Regions from separate parts of the Homo sapiens genome. Here region 1 is linked to region 2. A link is an interaction called in ENCODE POLR2A ChIA-PET data of the cell type or tissue named here. Cell type or tissue: GM12878. All regions are shown on one strand. Links, peaks and the distances in the headings refer to the core of each region. The heading gives the core; the rest is flanking DNA.

Region 1 (5,384 bases), core at 220-5,219, 170 kb after region 2:
CAAACTAATACGGACAGGAGTATGAAGCAGAAGGAGCCTTGATATATCAGAGCTCCACTATGACATAAGACTAAGTCATCAAATTCCTAAAGTAATTAATGTATGCAATTAATGCTTATGCCTCAGAAAACAAAAGATTCAAATACAACTTGAATATTTTTATGATAAAAAAACTTTCATTGAAGAGATTTTTTCCATATTATTAATAGTATATAGTTGTTTTATAGTTAAGTATTATGTACCCTCAGAAGCCCCTGTTTGTTTCTTCTGTATTCCATAACTTTATCAAATGTATCACTATTTGCTCAGTCTTCCAGGATTAAAAACCTCTTTATCACACTTTCTTCATTAGTCAGGATCAGGTTCAGCTGCATGCAGCCACATAAGACAAGAACAAAAACAGACAAAAGCAATGGCTTATACAAGATAGAAAGTGAATGTATCCTCATAAAAAAAAAATAGTCCAGATATAGTCAGTCCAGTGTATAGTTTCATAACGTCAGGGGCTCTTTCCATCTTAATGACCTGTCATTCTCAAAATGCACCTTCCACTTCCAGGCCCAAAATGGCTGTTTGAGCTCCTGCCATCAAATGTACATAATAGCCAGTAGGAAAGAGGTAAAGCAGGGCTCAGTCCTTTCAATAATACTTTCTAGAATTTTCACAATGCTTCAACTTTCACTAATCTTAATATAGTGATATGGCTACATCTTGCTACAAAAAGAACTTAAAAATGTAATCTTTTTTTTCACAGAGCAACAATGTGCCCAGCTACAAATTACGATTCTATCACACAAAAAAGAAGAAAAGGGAAGCTGAGATTGGCTCACAGTCTGTGTTATTTCTCTCTAACCCCACGTATTTAAATCTTCTCAGTTCATCATAATTTAACTAAACCAACCCAATAAGAAGTTATATTCACACAACCATCACCTTTGCCTGGATAATAGCATCCTAACTGAGCTCCTTGACCCAGATAGAAATGAGTGATTCCATTTGAGCACAGAAACTCAGGAACAATACAAACTGCCTTAAGCATGGAAAGAGTCATGTGAGTGGGAAGCACCATGCCTTCTCCTTCAGGCTCATATAGGCTGTATTAGCAAAGGAGGAACTCTCCATTCAACCATGTAAATGTATTAAGGCAAGGCAGAGACTGACTGTAATCTGGTATGTGTGTGTTTGTGGAGAATCTTGCTGGCATTCAGTGGTCAGAAATGAGGGGTCTCACAGGGCAGGAAATCAGTCCCTGTGTCAAAAAAACACTTCTCAGCAGGCAGAATGTTTGGCTAGAATTTTTTTTTTAACTGTCAACCCAGAAGTCTACGCCCAGCCACAAATACCTTCAAAAAATGAAGGCAAAATAAATACTTTCCAGACAAACAAAAGCTCAGAGAATTCACTGAAAGCAGACTTGTACTATGAGAAATGTGGATAAATGTTAAAAGGCATATTTTCTCATTTTTAAGCTCTTTAAAAGTTAATGACTAAAGCAAACCTGGTAATGTATTATGGGGTTTATAACACATAGTAATAAAATATGTGACAAATAGCACAAGGGACAGGGGGTTAGAATGGAAGTATGTTGTTGTAAGGTTCTTGTATGAAATAGTGTATTACTTAAATGTAATGGCATATTACTTAAATGTAGACTATGATAAGCTTAGAGACATATAACCCTAGAGTAATCACTAAAAATAAAACAAAAGGCACAGCTTATAAACCAATAATGGAGATAAAATGAAATCACTAAAAATACTAATTCAAAAGGTTTTTAAAAACTGAAAAGAGAAACAAAGACAGATGGGACACATAGAAAACAAAGATGAAGATGGTAGACTTAAACCTGAACATATTGATAATTAAATGTAAATTGTCTGCAAGAATGGCCATAATCAAAAAATAAAATAATAATAATAGATGTTGGTGTGGATGCAGTGAAAAGGGAACACTTTTACACTGTTGGTGGGAATGTAAATTAGTACAACCACTATGAAAAACAGTGTGAAGATTCCTTAAAGAACTAAAAGCAACCTACCATTTGATCCACAATCCCACTACTAGGTATCTACCCAGAGGAAAAGAGGTCCTTATACAAAAAAGATACTTGCACAAACATAGTTTATATTATAACAGCACAATTTGCAATTGCAAAACTATGGAACCAGCCCAAATGCCGATCAACGAGTGGATAAAGAAAATGTGGTATATACATATATATGTATGTACAGACACACATATATATACACACACACACATATATACACACACACACATATATGTATATACACACATACATATATACACCATGGAATACTACTCAGCCATAAAAATGAATGAAATAATTGCATTCGCAGCAACCTGGATGGAACTGAAGACTATTATTCTAAGTGAAGTAACTCAGGAACGGAAAACCAAACATTGTATGTTCTCACTCATATGTGGGAGCTAAGTTATGAGGATGCAAAGGCACCTGTTCCCAAAAACCTATTGAAATAGAAAAATAAATTAAAAAAAAATAATGTAAATTGTCTAAACACTATGACTAAAAGGCAGAGATTGTCCTAATGAATAAAGGGGGAAAAAAGCAAGACTCATTGATACACTGCCTGTAAGAATTAGTTGGTCTAACACAGACTAATGTCTCTCAGATCTACAAACATATGGAATATCCTCTTCCCTATAACTGGAAAATTAATGGACAGTGCAAGAAGGAGGGCCCTACAAGAGAATCAAGAAATTCATCATCAGGCCAGGGATGGTGGCTCACACCTGTAATCTCAGCTCTTTGGGAAGCTAAGGCAGGAGACTCACTTGAGGCCAGGAGTTAAAGACCAGCCTGGGCAATATAGCGAGACCTCATCACTACAAAAAAAAAAAAAAAAAAAAAAACAAAAAGAAAAGAAAATTGGCCAGGCGCAGTAGTACATGCCTATATATAGTCCAGCTACTCTGGAGGCTGCAGTGGAAGGATTGCTCCCTGAGGCCAGGAGTTTGGGGCTGCAGTGAGCGATAATCATGCCACTGCATTCCAGCCTGGGTGACAAAGCAAGACCTTGACTCAAAAAAAGAAAGAAAGAAAAGAAAGAAAGAAAGAAAGAAAGAAAGAAAGAAAGAAAGAAAGAAAGAAAGAAAGAAAGAAAGAGAAAGAGAGAGAGGGAGGGAGGGAGGGAGGGAGGGAGGGAGGGAGGGAGGAAGGAAGGAAGGAAGGAAGGAAGGAAGGAAGGAAGAAAGAAAAAGAAAGAAAGAAAGAAAGAAAGAAAGAAAGAAAGAAAGAAAGAAAGAAAGAAAGAAATTATCATCAATATAACATTTTCCTGTCCAGAAGTAAACAAATGCAGAAAGTCAGAATCATGAATTCTACCCTTCTAGTAGCTCTAACATATAGTCTGCTGAGGAGACAAACTCTGGGTGAATTTAAGCCTCCCAGTCACATAAAAAATTACACTAGACCTCAGCAAGATGGCAGAATAAGAGGACACCTGCTCTATCCTCTGACAAGAATTCTGCATCCATCCACAGAAAAAAGTCTCTCTGTGAGAACCTCAGGATTCAGGTAGGCAGTTATGAAACCAAGGTAGAGCCCAAGACCTAGGAAGGCTATTCTGAAAGTGTAGGTCAGCACTCAGGTAGCAGACCTGCTGACTGTGCTCCCGGGTTCAAACTCAGAAACAGCCCCATTCCCAAAGGGTTTGGCTACAGCCGTTTGGCCCAGAGCCTGCAACCAAAATCATCTGCCCAGGTGTCCAGGAGGAATCGCACCCACTTGTGCCTCAGCAAAGGCTCATCTGCATACCAACATCAGTCTCAGCAGTGGACCTGGAAGTTACCCTGTAACTTGGTTCAAGCTCCCCTCAGCTGTGGCCCCCAGCTTAGTATGGTTCACACAAAGACCCAGAGAGAGATAACCCCCATATCTCACAGCCTGGGAATTATCCAACCATCTGATCCTCTGTGATGGGCCTGCTAGCCTCTGTCCCACATTTGATCCTGAGAGAAATTTATAATCACCAAGTTAATAAAAGTTCCTTTTAAAAATCAAACTTTCCTGGGCCAGGCGCAGTGGCTCATGCCTGTAATCCCAACACTCTAAGAGGCCGAGGCAGGCAGATCACTTAAGACCAGGAGTTCAAGACCAGCCTACGCAACATGGTGAAGCCATGTATCTACAAAAAATACAAATCTTAGCCGGGCACGATGGCAGCGCCTGTGGTCTCAGCTACTTGGGAGGCTGAGCTGGGAAGATCGATTGAGCCCAGGAGGTCAAGGCTACAGCAAGCCATGATCTCGTCACTGCACTACAGCCTAGGCAACACAGCAAGACCCTGTCTTAAAAAACAAAACAACAACAACAACAAAAAAAAAACCACCTTCCCCAGCAGAAAGGACAGTGGACAGAAAGGGGCACAAGTGCAACTTCTGGCTATTAGAAATGTTCTCATTTCATGATGTACAGATGTGTATTTTTCAGTATTCATGTAATACTTCAATAAAAAGCTCAAACCAAAATAAACAACAAATCAAACATTTACCAACAGAAAAAAGAGTCATGAGTATGACTAGGCAATTCACAAGATAGGAAATCCAAAGATCCAAAGGACCAATAAACTTTGTAAAGATGCCCCACCCCTCCCAAACCCCTTTCCCTATATCCTCAGAAATGCATGTCCATCATTCCCAACTACTCAACCTCTTTTCTGAAGGTTCCTGCTTGGGATACAACCCTGACTTAAATGTAATGGCATATTATAATCACCTGGGAGTTTTTTAAAAATAAATTATCTATGTCCAAGCTCCACCTCAGACTGAGTCAGAATGTCCAGGGGCTAGGACTGGGAAATGGTACGTTTACAAGCCCTCCCCTGCAATTTTAATGTACAACCAGGGCTGAGAGCCACTTCCAACTGAAACCTGGCTCTCCACTGCAGCCTTATTCAGCCACAGCTGTCTTCTCTCTTACATCCCTCTTCCCAGCAGGCCTGGAGACAGGGCAGGTGTTCTCGTTTCTCACTGCCATTTCCAAATCACTATCTCATCTACCTCCCTAAGATCCCAGCTTCAAGTCTTATATCATCACTGCACCCATCCCTAATCCACCTTGTGGCAGGATTAGGATACCCCCAACCTTAATCCTTAAAGATTTTAGCTCCTGGCTATGACACTCTCTCCAACATTGTTCTTGTCAAATGCATACTGATTTTAATATCTGTAGAGATCATCCTTGACCTCATCCTCTCCTCCCATAATCCAGTACTCCACTTGACCTCGGCGGTTCATTCCCACAATCATACCCCAGAACTTGTCATTACCAATAGCTGACACCCTCCACAATCTCAATTTCTAGCATCCCACTCTCCTGCCATCCCTTATCTTTTCAATTCCCC
Region 2 (5,384 bases), core at 256-5,255:
TAATTTAATAATTAAGCTAAATAATGAAGGATCCATTGAGAACATGCTAAATATACCAGGCACTGTCTAACAACATTATAACCCAGATATAATGTTATTATTACAACATTATAACCCACATACTGAGTTATCCTACTTTTACAGATGAGGAAAATGAGGTGCAGACATAAACAAAGCCACAGAGATAGTCGAGGACCAGGTAGGAATAGGAACCCAGGTATCATGGCTCTATCATCAGGATCTAGCCCCCATTCAAAGGCAAAGTCAGATATATAATTGGTCAAATTAAAATACAATGTGACCAATGCTGTGCATACCTCTATTATAGTGCTTATCACATTGTATTGTAATAATGAGGTACAAGGAACTTTGGAAAAATGAATGAGAATAATTGGCTGGCAGAGAAGAGGAGTGGGGAATTCTAGATGGAGGGCCCAGCATTCACAGCAGATGTCAGTTTGGTGTGGCCTCAGAAGAGAGAAAGAGGCTGGAAAGGCATCCTGGTGTCGGGTAGGGAAAAGCATTTGATGGCATTCCCAGGCGTTTGGGTTTTGTCATGAAGATGACAATGACAGGGAGCCAGGCATTTCATTAGTAAAGGAAGAGCCTGATCAGATCTTTATTAAACTCAGAAAGTCAACTCTGGTTACAAGTGGAAGATGAACTGGAGTGGGCAATAGGGGTGTCATTTAAGAGGCTAGTGAAATAGTTGTAGGAAGAGATATTAAAGAATCAAAATAGGGCAGAAGCAGTAGAAATGGAAAGATTTTTCAGAAGGAGCATGAACAAATGAATGAACAAAACTTGGTGATAGATTATAAATGGTGGGAAGTTAAGTATATGACAGGCTAAATAGCTTGAAATGACACTGGTGAGCACCTAAAATTCTACCAAATACTTATCAGTGCAAAGACACCTTTTTAAAAATCAACCTACCATTCCTTCTTTATGTAGTACCCTCTATTTTAAATGATACTTCTTTATAATCTGAATTAGCCAGATTATAGTAGCACACTCCCAGATGCTGTGAGATATGTTATTTCAACATTTTTAATATTTACCAAAACTTTGTGTCATTGGAAACTCTTCACTTACTTGCTGCAAAATTATATATAAGAAACTACCAAGTTAAAATGCTCGCATATTTTGAATGGAGGCATAAAAAACAAAACTATAAATGAATTGTGAAAGGTCCAAATTTATTTTTATGTCTAATACAATGCATGAATATTGCAAATGCATATAGTTTCAAACTATTATGTTTATATAGGAAAGATTCACATTTAAGTTCAAACATTCCCTTCTCTAAGGGTCTTTCCTGAGCACTCAATTTAAAATAGTGCATCCATTTATAATTTTCCAACTTAACATCTTACTTTAATATATTGACTGAATTTATCACTATAAAAAGTATTAATATGTTTATAATTCGTTGTCGTTTCTTCCCGAAAATGTAAGCCCAGTGAGACCAGAGTCTTGGCTGTAGCTTTCCTAGTCACATACTTGGCGCTCAGTAAATATGTGTGGAAGGAAGGAAGGAAAAAAAGAAAGGAGGGAGGGAAGAAGACAGGCTGGACAGATAGACGGATGGTTGAGTGGAAGGATGGATGGACGGATGGAATACTTCTCAGGTAAAACTTCTTGGTTAATGAGAATTTTTATCTCATTTCAATTTTTAGTTCAGAATATTTAAACTAAAATAAAATAAATAAAAACAGTAAAAATAAATAAGTAAATTTGGAGCCTCTCACTCATTGTTGAGTGTCATTTAAGCTCCTACCAACTATTCTCTCTGAAATCACCACTGGAAATTCTTTTTGTCCCAATCATTCTGAATGTCACTTTTCCTGGAGCAAATCTGAGATGCCCTAAAAGTCTGAACAACTGAAATAGGTGAGTTCCTTCTCTATTCCTAGGAAGAATACCAGCGCCTCAGACACATTTTCTTTGTCTTAAGTACAGTCATGTGTCAGTTAACGACAGGGATACCTCTGAGAAATGCATCACTAAGCAATTTTATCATTGCGTGAACATCATAGAGTGGAATTACACAAACCTAGATGGCAGAGCCTACCTCACACCTATGCTCTATGCTATAGCCTATTGCTCCTGGGCAACAAACCTGCACAACATGTTACTGTACTGAATACCTTAGGCAACTGTAACACAATAGCAAGTATTTGTGTATCTCAACATAGCTAAACATAGAAAAAGTACAGTAAAATTATTGTATAGAAGATAAGAAATGGTACACCTGTATAGGGCAGCTCCGTTATAATCTTTTGAGACCGCCGTTGTATATGTGGTCTGTCATTAACTGAAATGTGGTTATGTGGCCTATGCTTGTGCTAACATGTATCATTTTAAGAAACGACTACGTTATGAGTCACTCTTTACATAATTGTCAGTGTGAGAAGGATTTTCAGGGCCAGATTTCAGATTTGATGCTGTTAATCAGTTTCTCTGCAGCCACCAAAATGTCTGTGAGCTCATTTATGTCTGTGGTGGTGACGAATCTAACCTTACAGTTGTCACAATCAGACATTTTACCACCTCTCAAACCAAAATTTCCAAGAGGATCCCAAGGCCCTTTGCTAACTGCAAAATAAACAGACTCCCCTGCCCCCTTCTGCCCCAGCCCCGACCTCTCTCCCTTCCCAAGCAGATACTACCTGGGTGGTAAAAATCTTCTGTTTTCAGGTCTTTAGCAAGGGGAAGTGGGGGAGGAGGGAAGCTCTTTTGTGCATGTTTAGAGTTTGGCCAAGTGGGTAAGTGGGTATTAAGTGTAATTGTAGAGTTTTATGGAACTTAAGAAGTCCCGGATAACACATTTTAAATATCCCTTGCTACATCTGCAGAGTCTTGAATTAGTAGGTAGAAACCACAACATTATGAGATCCCACTGGGTGTCTCATGGCCCTTCAACCTCCCAGGGCCCTCCTGACAAAAGAGCTCAGTGTGGACTTTTGATCTGAGTTTAAGATCAGGTAAGCCCCAGCCCCAGCCCTACCCCTAACAACAGCCCCTGGGTTCTTTCACGAACACCTACAAGAGCTTTGCTGACCCCATCTCTGGCTGAATCTCAGTAGCCTCCCTATCAATTCTCAAAGAAGATGTGGAGCAAAAGTTAGATGAGAAGTCACCATAGAATGTACGGGATTGGTTGGGATTCTGCCTGTCCTATTTCTGAACCCAGCTTTCTTCAGAATGTGTGAGAAACTTCCAGTAGGAAAAGAATTAACTATTTAGTTAATGATGCCAGTACTGTAACTGGGTATGCAACCAAAAGAAAATTATGTTAGATTCCTCTCTACTTTGAAAATACGTGAAAAAAAGGAATGAAATTTCTTCAGGAAAATCTAGGTGAATTTATGCATATGCTAGAACATAAAAATTATTGAGAACATAAAATGAACTCAAGAAACCTTGAGTGGTAGAGACCTTTTTAGAGACAATCTTTTTAATCAACAACTAGAATCTATAAAAGAAAAGAAAGGCCGGGCACAGTGGCTCACACCTCTAATTCCAACACTTTAGGAGGCCAAGGCGGGTGGATCACTTGAGGTCAGGAGTTTGAGACCATCCTGGCCAACATGGTGAAACCCCATCTCTACTAAAAAATACAAAAATTAACCAGGCCTAGTGGCACATGCCTGTAATCCCAGCTACTCAGGAGGCTGAGGCAGGAGAATTGCTTGAACCCAGGTAGCAAAGGTTGCAGTGGGCCTGGATTGCGCCACTGCACTCCAGCCTGGGCAACAGAGTGAGACACCATCTCAAAAAAAAAAAACGTATTTGAATATATAAAAGTTAAAATACTTTCTGACAAAAATACCATAAACAAGGTCAAAAGACAAGCTTTGATCTTGAAAATTAATCTTTGCAACTCAAGAAAATCAGAGGTTGAAAATCTGTAATACAAATTTCAAAGAGCTCTTGCAACTTGAAAAAAAGAGGAGATACAACCCTGGGAAAACTGGTAAAGAATATGAAAAAGTTGGTCAGAGAAGAACAAATTCAAATGATTGATAAACCCATTAAAAAATGTCAACTTTTCCAGTGGTGAAGGAAATGAAAACTAAGGTAACAATGATATATCACCTTATAACGATCAAATTGCCAAAAATTGAAGAGTTATTTATTTTTGGAGGGGACATAAGTAAAAGGATGCTTTCATGCATTGTTGGTAGAAACATGCATGAAAGCAATTTTATAGCCTTTCAGGGGGGAATGCAATCCACAATATAAACTAAAATTTTTAAAACCCCTATACCCTTTAGCCCATAAAGTTATCTCATAGAAACAAAAGCACTAATATTCAGTACTTTTGTAATAACAGGTAATATTTATTGAGCCCTTATTATGGGCCAGGTATTTTTGCAAAGGCTCAACATGAATTACATAACCTAGTATAATCCTCTATTTTACAAATGAGGAAACTCATACCCATAGAGGTTTAAACTTGCCCAATACAAGAGCTAGTAAGTGACAGAGGTAGGGAGCAATCACATGCAGTCTGACTCTAGAGTGCAGACTTTTTTTTTTTTTAGACAGAGTCTTGCTCTGTCACCAGGCTGGAGTGCAATGGCACGATCTTGGCTCACTGCAACCTCCACCTTCCTGGTTCAAGCGATTCTCCTGCCTCAGCCTCCTGAGTAGCTGGGACTACAGGCGCCCACTATCACACCCGGCTAATTTTTGTATTTTTAGTAGAGACGGGGTTTCACTATTTTGGCCAGGCTGGTCTCAAACTCCTGACTTCATGATTGGCCCGTCTCGGCCTCCCAAAGTGCTGGGATTACAGGCGTGAGCCACCGCGCCTGGCCTAGTGCAGACTTTTAAAAGCTATGCTGGACTGCCGCACAAAACACCCAGGTGTGTTTATTTCAGCATTGTTTGTAAAGACACAAACCTAGAAGCAATGCAAATGTCCATCGGCAGGGGAATGGTTAAATGTATTACAGCAGATCCACACTGCACAGTCATATGAGGCATAAAAAAGACTGAATTAGAACCTTACCAGGTGATAGAGAAAGATTTCCTCAAGATATTGTTGAGAGAAGAAAAGCAGAAAAGCATGAAAAACGCAATTCAAAAACTGAAAAATAGTAACCCCAAGCCTGTGTGTATGTAGCTAGAGATATGTAAATATAAATATATTAGTATGTGATTATATGATTCAGATAAAAAATATGGAAGGGCACATTTTAGATTATCAATATGTGTCACAGGAGATGAGCCGAGGTAACAGGAGCCAGCCATGCCAGGAGAAGCCAAAGTCTATATAAAAATTACATCTGTGGGTAAAAAATAAATAAATCTCTTACAGCCAAGATGCCATTTGGTAAAAATGTCTTAGCTTAATTATTAGTGGTAAACAAATG

What was found. ChIA-PET counts read pairs that join two places held together with the same protein. Peaks named below come from ENCODE experiments on the same cell type or tissue, not always from the same donor. Only the 100,000 strongest peaks of a DNase experiment are listed, where the experiment ranks them.
Region 1: POLR2A ChIA-PET joins it to region 2 with 7 read pairs; 2 of 35 experiments call an interaction of 5 or more read pairs at or near these places.

What each region holds. Positions count from the first base shown.
Region 1 is chr7:43,688,186-43,693,569 of GRCh38, forward strand. All of the region lies in intron 1 of COA1 (cytochrome c oxidase assembly factor 1), which reads right to left. Among named protein-coding and RNA genes, the nearest start is that of COA1, 39 kb to the right of the region's middle. In GM12878, for the core only: no CTCF peak of the experiment used is centred there; no DNase peak of the experiment used is centred there; H3K27ac peaks cover 300 bases.
Region 2 is chr7:43,514,718-43,520,101 of GRCh38, forward strand. The region is part of intron 24 of HECW1 (HECT, C2 and WW domain containing E3 ubiquitin protein ligase 1); the gene reads left to right. All of the region lies in intron 1 of LUARIS (lncRNA upregulator of antiviral response interferon signaling), which reads right to left. Among named protein-coding and RNA genes, the nearest start is that of LUARIS, 5.1 kb to the right of the region's middle. In GM12878, for the core only: no CTCF peak of the experiment used is centred there; a DNase peak (open chromatin) is centred at 2,404.